2 separate regions of the Homo sapiens genome follow, and region 2 is linked to region 1. A link is a loop called in an ENCODE intact Hi-C map of the cell type or tissue named here. Cell type or tissue: heart right ventricle. All regions are shown on one strand.

Region 1 (8,000 bases):
GTTCAAAGCAAGGTCAGGCTTGATTAGTACATGATGTTCTTCTGTGGTTTTTTCTGGCTCCAGTCATCCTTGGAGTGTGGAGAGATTTAGCCTTTAAAAATCAAAATGCCACAGAAACTGCTATACCCAAAACTTTGGTTCACAACCTTCATTGGATTGCCTATCAGGTCAAAAGAAGTTTAGCCATGTGAACGTGTTCATAAGCCTGTGAGTTTGTATTGGTATCTCATGGCTAGAGTTCCAAGGTAAAAGTTATTGGATCTTTGTTTGCATGTATGTATATATGTTTAGATGTGTTTACATGTATGTATATTATTTCATATGTTGTGTCTACCAAATTGGCTTATAAATAAAAGAGCACTCCTAAATTAAGTCCAAGCAATTTTCAAGTTCATGCGACTTAAGTAAATCTTTAATAAACAAGTTGACTTTAAAAGTACTGGTAAAATAAAAATTTAAATGTCATTGGAATTGTCAGTATATATTTTTAACTTGGTTTTATATTTGTGTCTGCTAGATATTTTGAGGTGTCAGAGTTTGGCACAGATGATTATAAATCTATAAACCCAGCCAATACAAAAATAATCTTTGTTTCTGTGATTTTTTTTATAAATAGACTAATTTAATGTTGTTGGTTTAATGAATACAGCTTCATCTTCTGAGTTATTAGTGAAAATACCCATGTATTTAACTTTAAAATTCTTACTAAGATGGACACTTACAATTCACAGGTTACAAAATAGTTAACAAGGAAATGACTAGTTTGGTCTAATATCTTAGTTCTCATAAATAATCTAGATAACCTGTTTAAAAAATGAAAGAATTGAGTACATGTAAATGAAACAACTTATAGGTTTACTTTTTGTATAATTTTAAATTTAAAATTATTTTTGATGTTCATTAGGTGTCTGGGTCATTTCTAATTAATAAAAGGTCATGATATTGGGAAATATGCTTCTAAAAATTGTGGAATGTTCTCATCTATAAAATACTAACATCTGATAACTCAAGACTTCTTGCTTACTAGGTTTTCACTAAAATTTAAAGCTACTAACAATAAGATTTCTAGTTAGTGTATAATTCTGTATAAAAAATATGCCAAAAATATGTGTTCTTATTAACAAAAATAATAATTTTGTCTAATTCAGCAGTTATCTAAAGGTTGATTCAAATTATGGACTATGGTAAATTTTTGTCCTAAAATAAAATAATTGGTTATTTTAAAAATTAGGACAAAACAGAAAGTCCAAGCATGTCCAATTTAGTTTTTTTTCCCTGTTTCTCTGTGTCTATCTTCATGCACATACAGAGAAAATAGAAAATTGAAAAAATTTATGTAATAAAATACTCTTGAAAATCCAATAAAAAATTAGAGAAATTTGGCTAATTAATATTGCTCATAGTTAAAGCTATTAGCATTCATGAAGTTAAAATAAAAAATATTATACAAATTACATTTGAAATTTGGCAATCATTTTTTAATATAGTTAAGCATAGAGCCAGATTTAGCATGGAGCCAAATTTCACATAGATGTTTGCATTGCTTTGTTTCACACCGTATCTGCTATTCTGCATGTACTAAAGTACTTACCATTCACATGTCTGAAATATGTTTCTTAATTGCATGAAGTGTATAGTGGTGTTAGTGGACTTACAGACATTAACTTGCATATCAATAAAAAAAAAATCCATCCTGTGTTTTTTTTTTTTAGGCCCTAGGTAACACTAGCCTCCAAGGTAAACTGAGTAGGTGAAAAATTGGGAGTTGATTTACTGTTTATTTGTTTTTGCTTCTAATCTTAATTTATTTGATGTTTGTCCTCCTTTGGATTTTACTTATATATACACATATAAAACCATCTATGTTTTTTAGTTTCTAATGGAAGGCTTATATTTGGTTCTATGATTAGTCATTTCATTTCCTATGCATTTCCAACAATTCATCATTTGCTCTATTTACCTAAAATACCTAAGCTACCTTGCTCAAGCCATTTAAAATCGGATTGACTTTGCTTATCTCTTATATAGAGAGCTGTTAAGTTTCCTGGCATAAAAATAAAGGATTTATAAGTTCTGAACAGAAATAGTTCATTATATATTTTTTATTTAGAAAACTAGGTAACAGTAGAAATGTTTAAGTGGTGTTTATTTCCATGGTAACTCAATTCTATCAATAATTTGGGTTGGCTTAAGATCTTTTCCTTCAAATCATGAAGGAAAACTTTGATGTGGGTACTAAGTTTTAATATTCAGGAAAGATTGTCCTTGTCATTATCGAAATTATATTGATTGGGATTGCTTTCAAACTACTTTAGTTGTGCCTACCATTGTTAAAATTAAGTGACATTCACTTGGATTAAGTAGCAGTTTAAAAAAACATGTTCTAGTGATTTTTGAACCTAAGCTTTTATCAAATATGAGAATATTCTATTGATGTTTGGACCCAAGTCTTCTATCACTGTTGGGTTTTCATATGTGTACTTGAAAACACATGTTGCGCTGGTTTAAAGATTCTAGTGGTAAAAGTTACCTAATCAGCCATCAGTACTATATGTGAAAACCAATCTTGGAAATGTGTGACAATACACTTTTAAAATAGCTGAACAGGAATTATTGTGTGTTTGTTCTTACTTTGCCCTTGTTTTGTTGTGTACTACTGAAGTGAAAGGAGATTATTCGTCCTCATACTGAACTTCCAAAGCTGATATTTGCATTTGCCATTTTTTTATGGAGAGAAGTTAATGATCTTACTTTGATAAGTTTGCCAAAGGACTTATCCCATTTTTATGCTTTTGGTATAGTTCTGTAACTAGAATGCTAGCAATTAGATATATGCAAGAAGTAACCTAACCACTTTAATATAATAGCTTGAAGTGCTGCAACTGGACACCAAATGACAGTATTTTAATTTGTGACATTGTTGGAGAGAATGATAGGAATTTCTGCAGTAAAAATGTCCTATTTACTAATCCTTATGCTGTTAAGTTGCAAGGCTTTGACTCCTAGGTTTGAAAAAGGCATCAACTCCTGATAAATCTTGAACAGTGATGCCAATCAAAGCCTTGTCTTTAGACGTGGGAGAAGATGATAATAAAAATGAACTGCTTTCATGAGACACAAAGCCAGAAATGAAAACTATTCAATCCTTCTAGGCTCAGGAACTATTGTAGAAGAGGTGGGTGCATGAGAATGTAAGGGCCAATTTTGAGGGACAAAATTAGTTCAGAATAATATACCAAGTGCACTGATTTAAGGCCAGCACCTAGACCCATGTGGCAGAATAAGAACATTTTCTTAGAGCATTGATTTTCTCTGCAATAGAAAATTACAAAAATATGAAAGGTTAAGGAGATCTTACTTTATGGTCAAATTACTTTAAAATGTGAGGTGGTGTTTACTTTTCTTTGGATTATACTTAAATAAATGTATTTTTAATGTTTGTCTCAGTATTGTATGTGATTCCTGAAATTCTCATATGTATTAATACATGTTGTAATTATTATGATTATTATGTTAAATTTTTGTATGCCACAGAAATAACCAAATTTCCTTGTCAATTGTGTTTGTCCTAAGACTTTTGTCATCCACAATTCTTTGGCTTTGATTCTTCTCAAAAAGCAACTTATAAGCAGCTATAGTCCAAGACTTGCTTCTTTGGGGGAGTTCATGAAAAGGACTTCTGAATGTGGGTTTCTGATAACTTTGGAGATTGTGCCATTGGACTAAAGAGAAAACTTCCAGGACTTGATTTAAAAGGCCAATGTGTTTATAAAGATTGATAACCCAATATGAACAGAGCAGGAGTTGATTGTGTGGACTGAACTAATGGAGGAAAGAAATAATTTTTATAGCTTTTTTGAAACATTGCTGAGTCTGTTTTGTTTTTCAGAGCCTGGAGGAAATGTTCTTTTGAGTTATTTATAGCCTTTAACAACTGAGGAGAGTACACTCTTTTTAGAAGAATTTTAGGCATATTTCTCTCTTCCTGATTTATCCAGAATTCAGAAACTATTTGTGAATATTCTGAATTCATGGAACTGCAGTTGTTTGCATAAGTTCAATAAAAATCTGTTTTCTTTTATAACAAGACAAAGTTGGAGGAAATGGTTATTTTCCCTAGGCTTTGACTGAAATGGCATGTTTTCAGATATAAGCAGACTGTTTGGAGAAATTGATACTAACTTTATACAGCCAATGAGAACCCCTTAGGACTGGCCTGGCACTTCGTCTACACAGTTCCTTTGCAGGGTTCCTTGTCTGTGGTTAGTGGAGAGCATCACTTTCTGACAGGGCCAAGGAATCTCAAGTTGCTGAGGCCTGAAGAAAAGAGTTCACCCAATTCATACAGGTATCTGCAGGTGCAGATGGATCCTTGCCTGTGCTGAAGATGCCTGTGGAGGTCAAGTCTGATCCTTGGTTCCAGCAAAGCCAATTTAGGAGAGCCTATTTGGACAATGGAGAGCCTATTACTGAACTTTTTGTGGGTAATCAGGCCAAGTACAGTGGGACTGAAGCTTATTTTGCAAGTAGACTGCAAAATAGATCTATCTTTGGTGGAAGTGGGGAACTGGAGAGAGAGAGAGATTATGTTTTAGAAGAAAATTATAGTATAAGATTAACCTCTGATTTGCTTATTGCCCATATTCACCCGTGATGTGTAGAGTTGTCCACACTGCCCCTCCCCAGCTTGAGGCAGACAGAAATATTGATGACCAGATTCTCCATGATTCAGGAATTGATAAATAGAAAGGGGGGCACTGAAACCAGCTCAATTGTCCCATGGTACTAATGTTTATGGTCTCCTTTGAATAAACATAAAAATCAATCCCCAGTCTTGAAACATAAGAAAGTTAAATTTGTCTTATCTGAGTTCCTTTCTCAGGAAACCAACTATCGGTCCTCTCAGATAGTATCAAAGAACTAAAATTTACTAGATCACCACACCTGGACAATAAGATGCAGACCTGTCATCCATCATGACTACCTAATCTAACTACCTGCATCCTGTTGACCAAACTCTCTTCTTTACTCCTCCCTAATTCCTGTTCTCCAACACATGGATTCATTTCTTCTCTGCCATGTAAACCCCCAATTTCAGTTAGTTGTGGAAATGGATTTCAGACTAATCTCCCATCTCCTTGGCTGCAGCACCAGATTAAAGCTGTTGTCTCCAGCAATACTTGTCTCAGTGATTGGCTTTCTGTGTGGTGAGCAGCAGGACTTAGACCAAACCCCTGGTGTTTCAGTAACATTGTTACCTTCAATGTTAGTCAATACATCTTAAACATGGAAAGATCACACAATAAATGACAAAACTAGCATTAAATCAAACTCTTTTGGATTCCACAGACAGTGTATATTCATTCCATAACTTTATACTGCTTGTTAATTATTCAAACCACCTTAATCAGAAATTTCCAGTTTCCAAAAATTGTATTATACTCAGGTTGGCCCTAGGTTTATGAATCGTTTGCTTGTTTGTGTATGTCCTTAGGGTAGCCTTCAGTCCTTTTGTAGAGCCCTAATATGACTAACCCACCAAGAATCCATGCCATCTTGATTCTAATTAGTTTAGTGAACATTTAGGTTCTCCAAAAGCAAATTCTTTGTATAAGGAGATAAAGGAGTGAGCAAAAGTTTCCTCTGTTTGGAGATTGCAGGCAGTGTGGCACCCAAGTAATGAAAATAATAGTTAACAAAAAGTATAGGTACAAAATCAAACCAAAACATCACACAGAAAAACTAATATTGCCTTGACTCTCATAGTTCCAGCTAGACTTTTGAAAGAATAGTATCACTTCATAGCAACTAAAACACTAGCTTTAAAAAATTAAAAGTAACCACTAGGGGCTGAGTACCCTGGCTCACGCCTGTAATCCCAGCATGTGCTTATAATCCTAGCTACTCAGGAGACTGAGGCAGAAATAGTGCCTAAGCCTGGGTTTTCAAGGCCGTGGTAAGCAATGATTGTGCCACTGCACTCCAGCCCGGAGCCAGAATGAGACCCCATTTCTTCAAAAAAAATGAAATAAAAAAATTAATTCAATCAATCAATAAAAATGATCTCCAACAGGATCAAGGTAGATGATAATGAGAAATAAGAAAAATCCACTTACCCTTTTAATTGAAAAAATGCTCAGCATTACTGTATCTAGTTTTTCTTTTTAAATTAATTGGTAGAAAATGTAGTCAGAGGCTCTAAACATATTCTGCAGGGAGCAAAACAATAATCTATATGAAGATTTTTATTGAGATATTATATACATTTAATAAAAGGTACACATCATAAATAATGTATACTATGTTTTCACAAGTGTATACACCTGTATATGCACCCTATAAACCAAGATATATCACTTTTCCTTAGCCACAGGAAGTTTCCTAGTCCCCCTTCCCCAGAAATTTCCACCATTATCAGGAGAGACTACAGGTTTTGTATCTCCCATCATAAATTAGTTTTGCCTGTCCTTGACTATAATATATAGACAGTGAAACTTTAATGTACCTGTCGGGAGCATCAGTATCATGCCCCATTTTATACCAGATAAATATTCATTGTTTATCAAAACATATCTATCCTTGTTACTGAAACACCAGGGGTTCAGTGTAAGTCCGCCTGCTCCTGCACAGAAAACCAATCACTGACACAAGGAAGAAGGCTTTAATCAGGTGCTGCAGCCAAGTAAATGGGAGATCTGTCTCAAATCCATCTCCCTGATTAACTAAAACTAGGGGTTTATATAGCAGAGAAGAAATATAATAATGTGTAAGAAAGCAGAGACTAGGGAGGAACCAGGAAGCAATCATGATGAAAAATGGGTCCGACATCTCATTGTCTAGATGCAGTTATCTGATGAGTTTCAGTTTTTTGATACTTCTTTTGAGAGGCCTGAAAATCTTTCCCTGAGGAAGGAACTCAGATAAAACAAATATAATTTTCAAGCTTTAAGATCAGAATGGTCAGTTTCTGTTTATTGAAAAATAACTATCTATAGGACTATTGGGTTGGGATCATACATCTTCATGTATATGGACATTTAATTTTTCTCTGCTTTGGCATTATGAATGAGGAATCTATAAACATTTTTGTATGTGTCTTTTTGTAGATATCACCTTTTGTTTTTCTTCATTAAGTAAGTAGCTATAGAATTTCTAGGTCATTTGATAAGTGTATGTTTGATGTTATAAAAAAATCTTTGAAACAGTTTTCTATACTCATAAATTTTACAGTGATTTGTTAAAAATATTCAATTGGTTTGCATTCTTTCTAACACACTCTCAATCTTTAGCTTTGGCCCTTCTAGAAAATGTGAAATGCTTTTTCACTGGTTTCCCTGAAGTTTAACGGTGTTGAGCACCTTTTCATGTGTTCATTAACCACTGAATTATGTTGCTTTGTGAAGTGTTTTTTCATGTCTTTTTTCCCCCTTTTTGATTGGATTGTTTTATTTTATTATTAGGTTGTAGGAAGCATTCAGATATTCTGGGTATACAAATGCTCTGTCAGTTATATATATATGTGTATATATATATATATAGAGAGAGAGAGAGAGAGATACGTACATATCTGTCAGAGTATATATAGAAATATAAAATACATATGACAGAATATATATAGAATATATATGACAGAATATATATAGAATATATATATAGAATATATATAGAAATATAAAAATATATATGTGAATATCCAGATATTTATATATAGAGAGATTATGTATATATGACAGTATTTATATATATGCACCTGACATATATATCTGTTTTCTACCCAACAGACATATATATATCTCACAGAAAATGTTCATTTTACATATAGATATAAAATATCTGACACATATGTTTTATATATATAATGGACATTTTCTTATATATGATATATATATTCTTATATATACTTTATATATAAAATATTTGACATGTAATATCTGACAGATATATATATACATGTATACACACACACACACACACACACACACACATATAATGAAAATTTT
Region 2 (8,000 bases), 55 kb after region 1:
TACTCCCCCCATATTTGGACCTCTCACAACACAAACTACTATTCCTGTGACCGGTCCTTTATCTATCTCTCGGCAAAGACCCACTGGAATTCCCCTAGGTAATATTTCACCTTCTCGATGTTCCTTTACTCTTCATCTCCAAAGCCCAACTACACACATCACTGAAACAATGGGAGCCTTCCAGCTCCATATTACGGACAAGCCCTCTATCGATACTGACAAACGCAAAAACATTAGCAGTAATTATTGTTCAGGAAGACACTTACCCTGTATTTCACTCCATCCTTGGCTACCTTCCCCTTGCGAGTCAGACTCTCCTCCCAGGCCCTCTTCTTGTTTACTTATACCCAGCCCCGAAATAACAGTGAAAGGTTGCTCATAGATACTCAATGTTTTCTCATACACCATGAAAATCGAACCTCCTCCTCTACGCAGTTACCCCATCAGTCCCCATTACAACCTCTGACAGCTGCCGCCCTAGCTGGATCCCTAGGAGTCTGGATACAAGACACCCCTTTCAGCACTCCTTCTCACCTTTTTACTTTACATCTCCAGTTTTGCCTCACACAAGGTCTCTTCTTCCTCTGTGGATCCTCTACCTACATGTGTCTACCTGCTAATTGGACAGGCACATGCACACTAGTTTTCCTTACCCCCAAAATTCAATTTGCAAATGGGACCGAAGAGCTCCCTGTTCCCCTCATGACACCGACATGACAAAAAACAGTTATTCCACTAATTCCCTTGCTGGTGGGTTTAGGACTTTCTGCCTCCACTATTGCTCTCGGTACTGGAATAGCAGGCATTTCAACCTCTGTCACGACCTTCCGTAGCCTGACTAATGACTTCTCTGCTAGCATCACAGACATATCACAAACTTTATCAGTCCTCCAGGCCCAAGTTGACTCTTTAGCTGCAGTTGTCCTCCAAAACCACCGAGGCCTTGACTTACTCACTGCTGAAAAAGGAGGACTCTGTATATTCTTAAATGAAGAGTGTTGTTGTTTTTACCTAAATCAATCTGGCCTGGTGTATGACAACATAAAAAAACTCAAGGATAGAGCCCAAAAACTTGCCAACCAAGCAAGTAATTACGCTGAATCCCCTTGGGCACTCTCTAATTGGATGTCCTGGGTCCTCCCAATTCTTAGTCCTTTAATACCCATTTTTCTCCTTCTATTATCCGGACCTTGTATCTTCCGTTTAGTTTCTCAATTCATTCAAAACCGTATCCAGGCCATCACCAATCATTCTATATGTCAAACGTTTCTTCTAACATCCCCACAATATCACCCCTTACCACAAGATCTCCCTTCAGCTTAATCTCTCCCACTCTAGGTTCCCACGCCGCCCCTAATCCGCTTGAAGCAGCCCTGAGAAACATCGCCCATTATCTCTCCATACCATCCCCCAAAATTTTCGCTGTCCCAGCGCTTTACAACTATTTCGTTTTATTTTTCTTATTAATATAAGAAGACAGGAATGTCAGGCCTCTGAGCCCAAGCTAAGCCATTATATCCCCTGTGACCTGCACATACACATTCAGATGGCCGGTTCCTGCCTTAACTGATGACATTCCACCACAAAAGAAGTGAAAATGGCCTGTTCCTGCCTTAATTGATGACATTGTCTTGTGAAATTCCTTCTCCTGGCTCAAAGGCTCCCCCACTGAGTACCTTGTGATCCCCACTCCTGCCCACCGGAGAACAACCACCCTTTTTCCTTTGCCTACCCAAAGCCTATAAAACGGCCCCACCCCTATCTCCCTTGGCTGACTATCTTTTCGGACTCAGCCTGCCTGCACCCAGGTGATTAAAAGCTTTATTGCTCACACAAAGCCTGTTTGGTGGTCTCTTCACATGGAAGCGCATGAAACTGGCTCTAGCATCAAGTCCCGCTTCCTACCTCAGAATGTTACTTTTAAATTCAACAAATATATCATTGTTATTTTTTTAAAGTTAACATTAGGGAAACTGGGTGAATGGAATATGAAAACTATCTTTGCAAGTTTTCACTAAATCTATAATTATTCCAGATAAAATTTGTTTTGAAAATGACACACAAATATGGATTTTTCTTGCTGTATCATCTTTACACATATATACATAAAATATTTTTTGTATTTACCAATTGTCATGGTGTAAATATCAGAGGAGTGGTGCATACATATTTGTAGACTTACACATGGGTATATATTTCCTGCTGACCTGAGTTTACAAATTTTTTAGCAAAAAATAATCTATATAAATTAACAATTGATTTTTAGGCAAATTTAAAAAGTAAAAAGCTAAATTTAAAATTGTTTCTTTGGCATGATTAGAAACAATTCATATATTTTCATATATTTTCTATCTTGATTAGCCCCCTTTCAATAAAGTAAATGTTTAGAGTCTGAATCACAGGGAGGTATGATTGTTTTTTATCAGGCCTCATATGTTTATCCTAAAAAATCTCAAGTGCTTTTGAAGGGAACACCTGGAGCTAGAGGAAGAACATTAGCACAACATCAGCTAGCAAGATCATAGCTGACCCATATGGTGTTGACTTGTGTCACATACTCTTCCATAAGGCTCACATATACTAACTCATTTCACCTACATAAGAACCATATGAAGTAGTTGCTATTATTATAATCTCTGTTACTGATGAGAAAATCGAATAATAAAAATTTGCCCAACTTCGCATAGCTAACAAGAGGTGGATCTAGGATTTAAAGCAAGCCAGTCTGGCTCTCAAATTACTCCCCAGTTTGGGAGTTTGGCAATATTTATAACCTAAGAAACAGCTCAAATTTGACATGTGGACAATTATAGGAGCTACTGATATTTTTTAATGGATTGCAATATGGAAGGACACAATTGCTTTCCTTTACTTGCTACTTCAGTATTATGTTTGCATATTGAAACATGGTCCTATTGAGGTTGCTCTTTTAAAAGAGGAAGAACTTTAGCTTGCATGAATTAAATAATTAGTTCAGCAATAAAACCCTATTAATATACTTTAAAATATTAAATAGATGATGGATTTATGGAGGATTAATCAGCAAGAATTTGAGTCTGATGTCCTTAGGTGACTTAAGCAATAGGGATTTTGCCTAAGTCAGAAGTACAGGAGCAGCGTTTGACAATACCCTTTAACATTAACTAAACATGTAGGATTGTTAAATTTGAAAATAGTGACACAGGACAAAAGTGTCTCCTCTGAAGTACCTCATCAATTATGGCAAGGTAATACTCAAACATTCTCCAAAACAATTCAGAAGGGAGGTACTGTTATTATATTCCTATTTTTCTTCAAAATAATGAAAAACATAAAATTAATCCTGGGATACAAAAGGCTATGAAAAATTACACTTACAATATTATAGGAATAAACAACAGTAAAATAGGTAACTATCTTAATTTCTGCCAAGCAAGTCTGGCATCTTAATAGTTAAATTTGCCTCCCCTGACAACTTCAATGGAGAGTTTTAAAATATAATTACAGGGTAAGTGAATATTTTTCAAATTCATTAATTTGAGAAATGTATTCAAGCAAATATCTTTTCTGATAATGCACTTCTTATAAAGAGCCCAAACAGAATTCCCTTGAACCTGGGTAGGGTAAGGCTATTACAAACACCACACCTGTATTAGTCTGTTTTCACACTGGTGATAAAGACATACCCAAGACTGGGGAATTTACATAAGAGGTTTAATGGACTTATGGTTCCACATGGCTAGGGAGGCCTCACAATCATGGTGGAAGGTGAAAAGCACTTCTTACATGGCAGTGGCAAGAGAGAGCTTATGCAGGGAAATTCCCGTTTTTAAAACCATCAGATCTTGTGAGACTCATTCATGATCATCATGAGAACAGCACAGGAAAGAGCCACCCCCATAATTCAATCACTTCCCACCAGGTTCCTTCCATGACACATGGGAATTGTGGGAGTTACAATTCAAAATGAGATTTGGGTGGGGACACAGCCAAACCATATCAACAACCTTTCCCAAAATTATCTTGGCAGTTAGTGATCATTTACTCTTACACATGATGTAGTAACATCAGCTTGTCAAGTTTCATAAGAAAACCTATTGAGAGGTTGACTTAAATTCCATTTAACTTATAGCTAATTTGGTGGGAAAATTGCTGTCTTTATAATATTGTCTACTTTATATAAAAATCATAATTTTTATCCATGTATTTATGACTTCTTTAATAATCTTCAGTAATGTTTAATCATTTTCTTAATATAGGGTTGAAAACATTTTGGTATATTCATTTCCATAAACGTTGTGCATTATATTGAGAAGTATACGACTTCTGTTTCAATTTTTTAAATTTAAAATTGTGTTATATGGAAACAATATTGAATATTTCATCTTTTAACTTTGTTTAACTTATTATTTCTAGAAGTTTTTTTTTTTTTTTTTTTTTTTAAGTAGACTTACTATGTGGATAATGAAAGCCATAGTCACCGGCAACGGTTTCTGCCTTCTTTCTTGTGAGAAGAGCCTCAACATATTCCTTAATTCCAAACTCACAGCCTGGCTCCAAATGACTATCTAATACAGAACAATTATTTTTGTCATTGCTCTGCAGAATCCAGGCTTTCAGCCATATCTGCCTGTTCCCAAACTTGGAATTCAGAAGACAAGGCGCTCAGCATGACTCACTGATATATGTTTCACTGCCAGTTAGTGTCAACGGACTATCTTGTGTTCGAACAAGAACATGATATTCTTAATATCTTAAATTTATATGTCTTATAATTGTTTTATGTGTTTTATGAAAACGAAGTTTAATGCATGAGTTTAGAAAACTAAAATGAGCAGAAATGCCCATGAAACTTATCAATTATCATTCGATAATAATCAAATCTTCACAAAGTTCTAAAATCTTTATTAGAATAGGCTAAATTTAACATCATCCCGCAGTGGAAAGAGCTCTGGAATAGGAGACAGATTAATATGTTACTTTAGGAACTGTAGTCTCTGCCTTAGCTAACATTTTTGTGGTTTTTCAGTTTCTCATGTGTAAAATGAAAGTAGAAATGGTCTTACAGGCTCTTCTAGTTATTACACATTTTATTTAAATGCTCTAAACACAAAATATCTGAATATTCTTATTTTAATGGTCCTTCAATTGAATGTCTAAAAAAACAAATTCACTTGACTGGCAGGAAAAGCTTGATTTAGGTGACATTGTTGGAAATGTGTCCTTTCTACCTCTGTAAGTACTGAGGTTTACACTGGTTCTATAGGTCATTAAGTGCTGGCATCTAATAAACTATCTGAAAATAAGAGCTGAATTATTTACTGTTGATTTTATAAATATAATAGAATGAGTCCTTGAAATATATAGACTAGGTGTATATATTTGTGTTGTTATTATTGAAAACATTTATACAACAAGATTCAGGGAGGGCTTCAAGGGTGATTCCTGTTAATCTAAAATAAATAATAACATGATCAGCCTCTGAAAATTAATATTAGTTAATTAGAAACCTGAAAAGATTCATGCACAATGGCCATTATATAGCACTTTATATTTAACTGGATATATAGAATTTCGATTGAGTTTGAAATTATAAAAAAGAAATCACTTTTGAAATTTAGAAATCAAAATCCAATGTTAGTAATTAGTTAAAATTATCAACAATTTCTTGAGCCAACATGCTTGGGGAATTGCAAGAAAATGCAAAGGAGAAGAAATATCCCTTACCAAAGTCAAAGATTAGGAAAATGAAAGACACAGTTATTTTATTTTTGTCTTTTTGTAATTTACACCTCTAACATTAGATTGAAAAGCTGCATTACAGACACCTGCTTCAGTAGAGTCATTGTTTCCATGGTGCCACTTTCCATCACCTATTTTTAATAGTTTACACAACAAGATCAAGGGTGTCCCAGCTGTTACTGCCACTGTTGCTTAGCAACCTTTAAATCAGAGTTCAAGAAGACAAAGAATCATGCTTGAAAAATTTCTCAACTGTCTGTTTTATGCACCCACGCCCCTGCTTTCTTCATTTTGCACCATTTTTCACTGTTTATACTCGGATGCTCTGGTTTTTTTCCATTAATTCAATATTCTATATATGAATTCACAACTCCGAGTGCTACTGGAATCAACTAAATATTTTTGTTGATTTTCAAAAGGTAATATATATGTTCAACTACAGGCTACCTCCAATAGAAAATAAACAGATTTAAAATATTTACTTTATTTTATTCATCAGAATGGGAGGTTGTTTCAGGTCTTCATTATCTGCTGCCAGACTATAACATTGCTGTGCCTGAGAGTCTGGTGAAATGACACACAGATCAATGGCCAGAGATTCACTGCCTGCAGAGAATTACAATACCCCCTTGTGCATTCTGAAATCTAAATATTATCATCCACAAAGGACAGAGAAGTCAAAAATCTGTAAGAAAACAGAGAAGTTAGCGAACTTTGAACTTGGAATACCTGACTGAGACAGGTTGATATCAATTAATAAAAACAGAAAATATTTTCTAATATTTCTGTAAACAATGAGAGTTTTTTTCCTCAATAGTAATTGTTCAGAAACCAATGGCCCATCTGTCTAATTAATAGATTAGTAAGCACAAATCAACAATGTGGAACGTACATAAAAATAGAAAAAAATCTTAATTTTGCATTTGATATCTGTAATAAGATAGGAACTCTCAAATCATAACCAAATATTCCTGAATAATCCATATAATAAGAGGAATATAATGATAGGATTCATGGCTGGAGATTTTATTAACCTGTATATGTGTGAGCAACTGTTTACCATACATCTCTCACAGAGTTGATCCAGGTGGGTTTTACCCCTTTGGTTAGAATGAACGTTCTGTTCCATAACATACATGCCCAATGACATGGTCCACACTGACCCAATTATTTAAACTCTTGGATTTTCCTTTGACCCTCTATTAAATAAACACAAACCTATCATATTATTATTTTTTAATTTTCAGGTTTGATCATTACATTATTATTTTCTGGCCCTTTTCTAAATTCTGCTAAATCCTTAGGTATCTGTTTGTTGTTTGCTGTTGTTTCCAAATCACTAAACCTCATTAAATTTATTTAAATTACATACTTTTTGTCCTTCTGATTTCTTTGTTATGTCTCACTTCTGTTATCTTTTGATTCTTATTTTCTCCTGCAAATATAAATACATGTAACTGTTTAATCATTAATTCACTATTTTTGGTCATTTCTTACTGAAAGCTAAGTATGCAATGACAACGGATTTGAGTTAGATACCTGAAAAAGTAACCAGTATGTTGTCCAGGATAAAAGAAGTGCTCCTATGGGTTATGGAGAATACAAAGTACAAGGTCCCTAATAACTGTGTAAATTGTAAAGTGTTTAAATTTACCTGAGACATATAAGATCCTTAGGTAGAAACTGAAGTTTAATCTGTGCTGATATGGCTATTAAGTACTGATGCAGGATTTTTCTCAGCTCCTTCACTGGACTCGTGGCAAGGTTGCCCCGTTCACTTGGTCCACTGTGCTCAGCCCCTTGTGGGAGAGAGTACATGAGCAAGTGAGTGTGGGATCCAGCAAACATAGAAGCAAGTTCTGTGTAGGGCCCACAGTCAGACTAGGCATGTTGCCTTAAGGGGAATGCAGTGGCACCCAGGTGAGGATGCCAATGACCCCAAAGAGACTGGAGAGGTTGTTACAGTGCTCATTTACTTTCCCTGTCCACAGTCCAACAGACGGCAGTATGTTAGCAGCTCTGTTGGCCCCTTGTCTCATCCCATGGGGCAGCTGCCCTCCACTGACAAAGGCAAAGGGTCAGTGTGATAGCCCTATCTGGGTACCCACACTCAGGGGCCCCAAGCTCTTGTCCTGTGTCCAAGAAGGGTAAGGTTATGTGGATCATTAAGCCACATGGATGAAGGCAGATAAATTTATTGAGTGATGAAAATGGCTCTCAGTGGAGAGGGGAGCTGGAGAAACAGGTGAAGGGCAGGTCATCTTCCCCAAAGTTAGGCT

Evidence for each region. A loop is a pair of places that touch in the nucleus more often than their neighbours do. Peaks named below come from ENCODE experiments on the same cell type or tissue, not always from the same donor. Only the 100,000 strongest peaks of a DNase experiment are listed, where the experiment ranks them.
Region 2: a loop joins it to region 1, with 3 times the contacts of the local background. A loop is called at or near these places in 4 of 110 quality-filtered maps.

The regions. Positions count from the first base shown.
Region 1 is chr6:141,404,030-141,412,029 of GRCh38, forward strand. LOC105378029 (a long non-coding RNA gene) reads left to right here. Exons shown (of 3, transcript XR_943077.3): 2 at 1-245. Among named protein-coding and RNA genes, the nearest start is that of MIR4465, 720 kb to the left of the region's middle. In heart right ventricle, no CTCF peak of the experiment used is centred here; no DNase peak of the experiment used is centred here; H3K4me3 peaks cover 3,422 bases; H3K27ac peaks cover 5,173 bases.
Region 2 is chr6:141,458,808-141,466,807 of GRCh38, forward strand. No RefSeq gene overlaps it. Among named protein-coding and RNA genes, the nearest start is that of GJE1, 670 kb to the right of the region's middle. RefSeq lists an enhancer at 1,109-1,991. In heart right ventricle, no CTCF peak of the experiment used is centred here; no DNase peak of the experiment used is centred here; H3K4me3 peaks cover 784 bases; H3K27ac peaks cover 4,328 bases.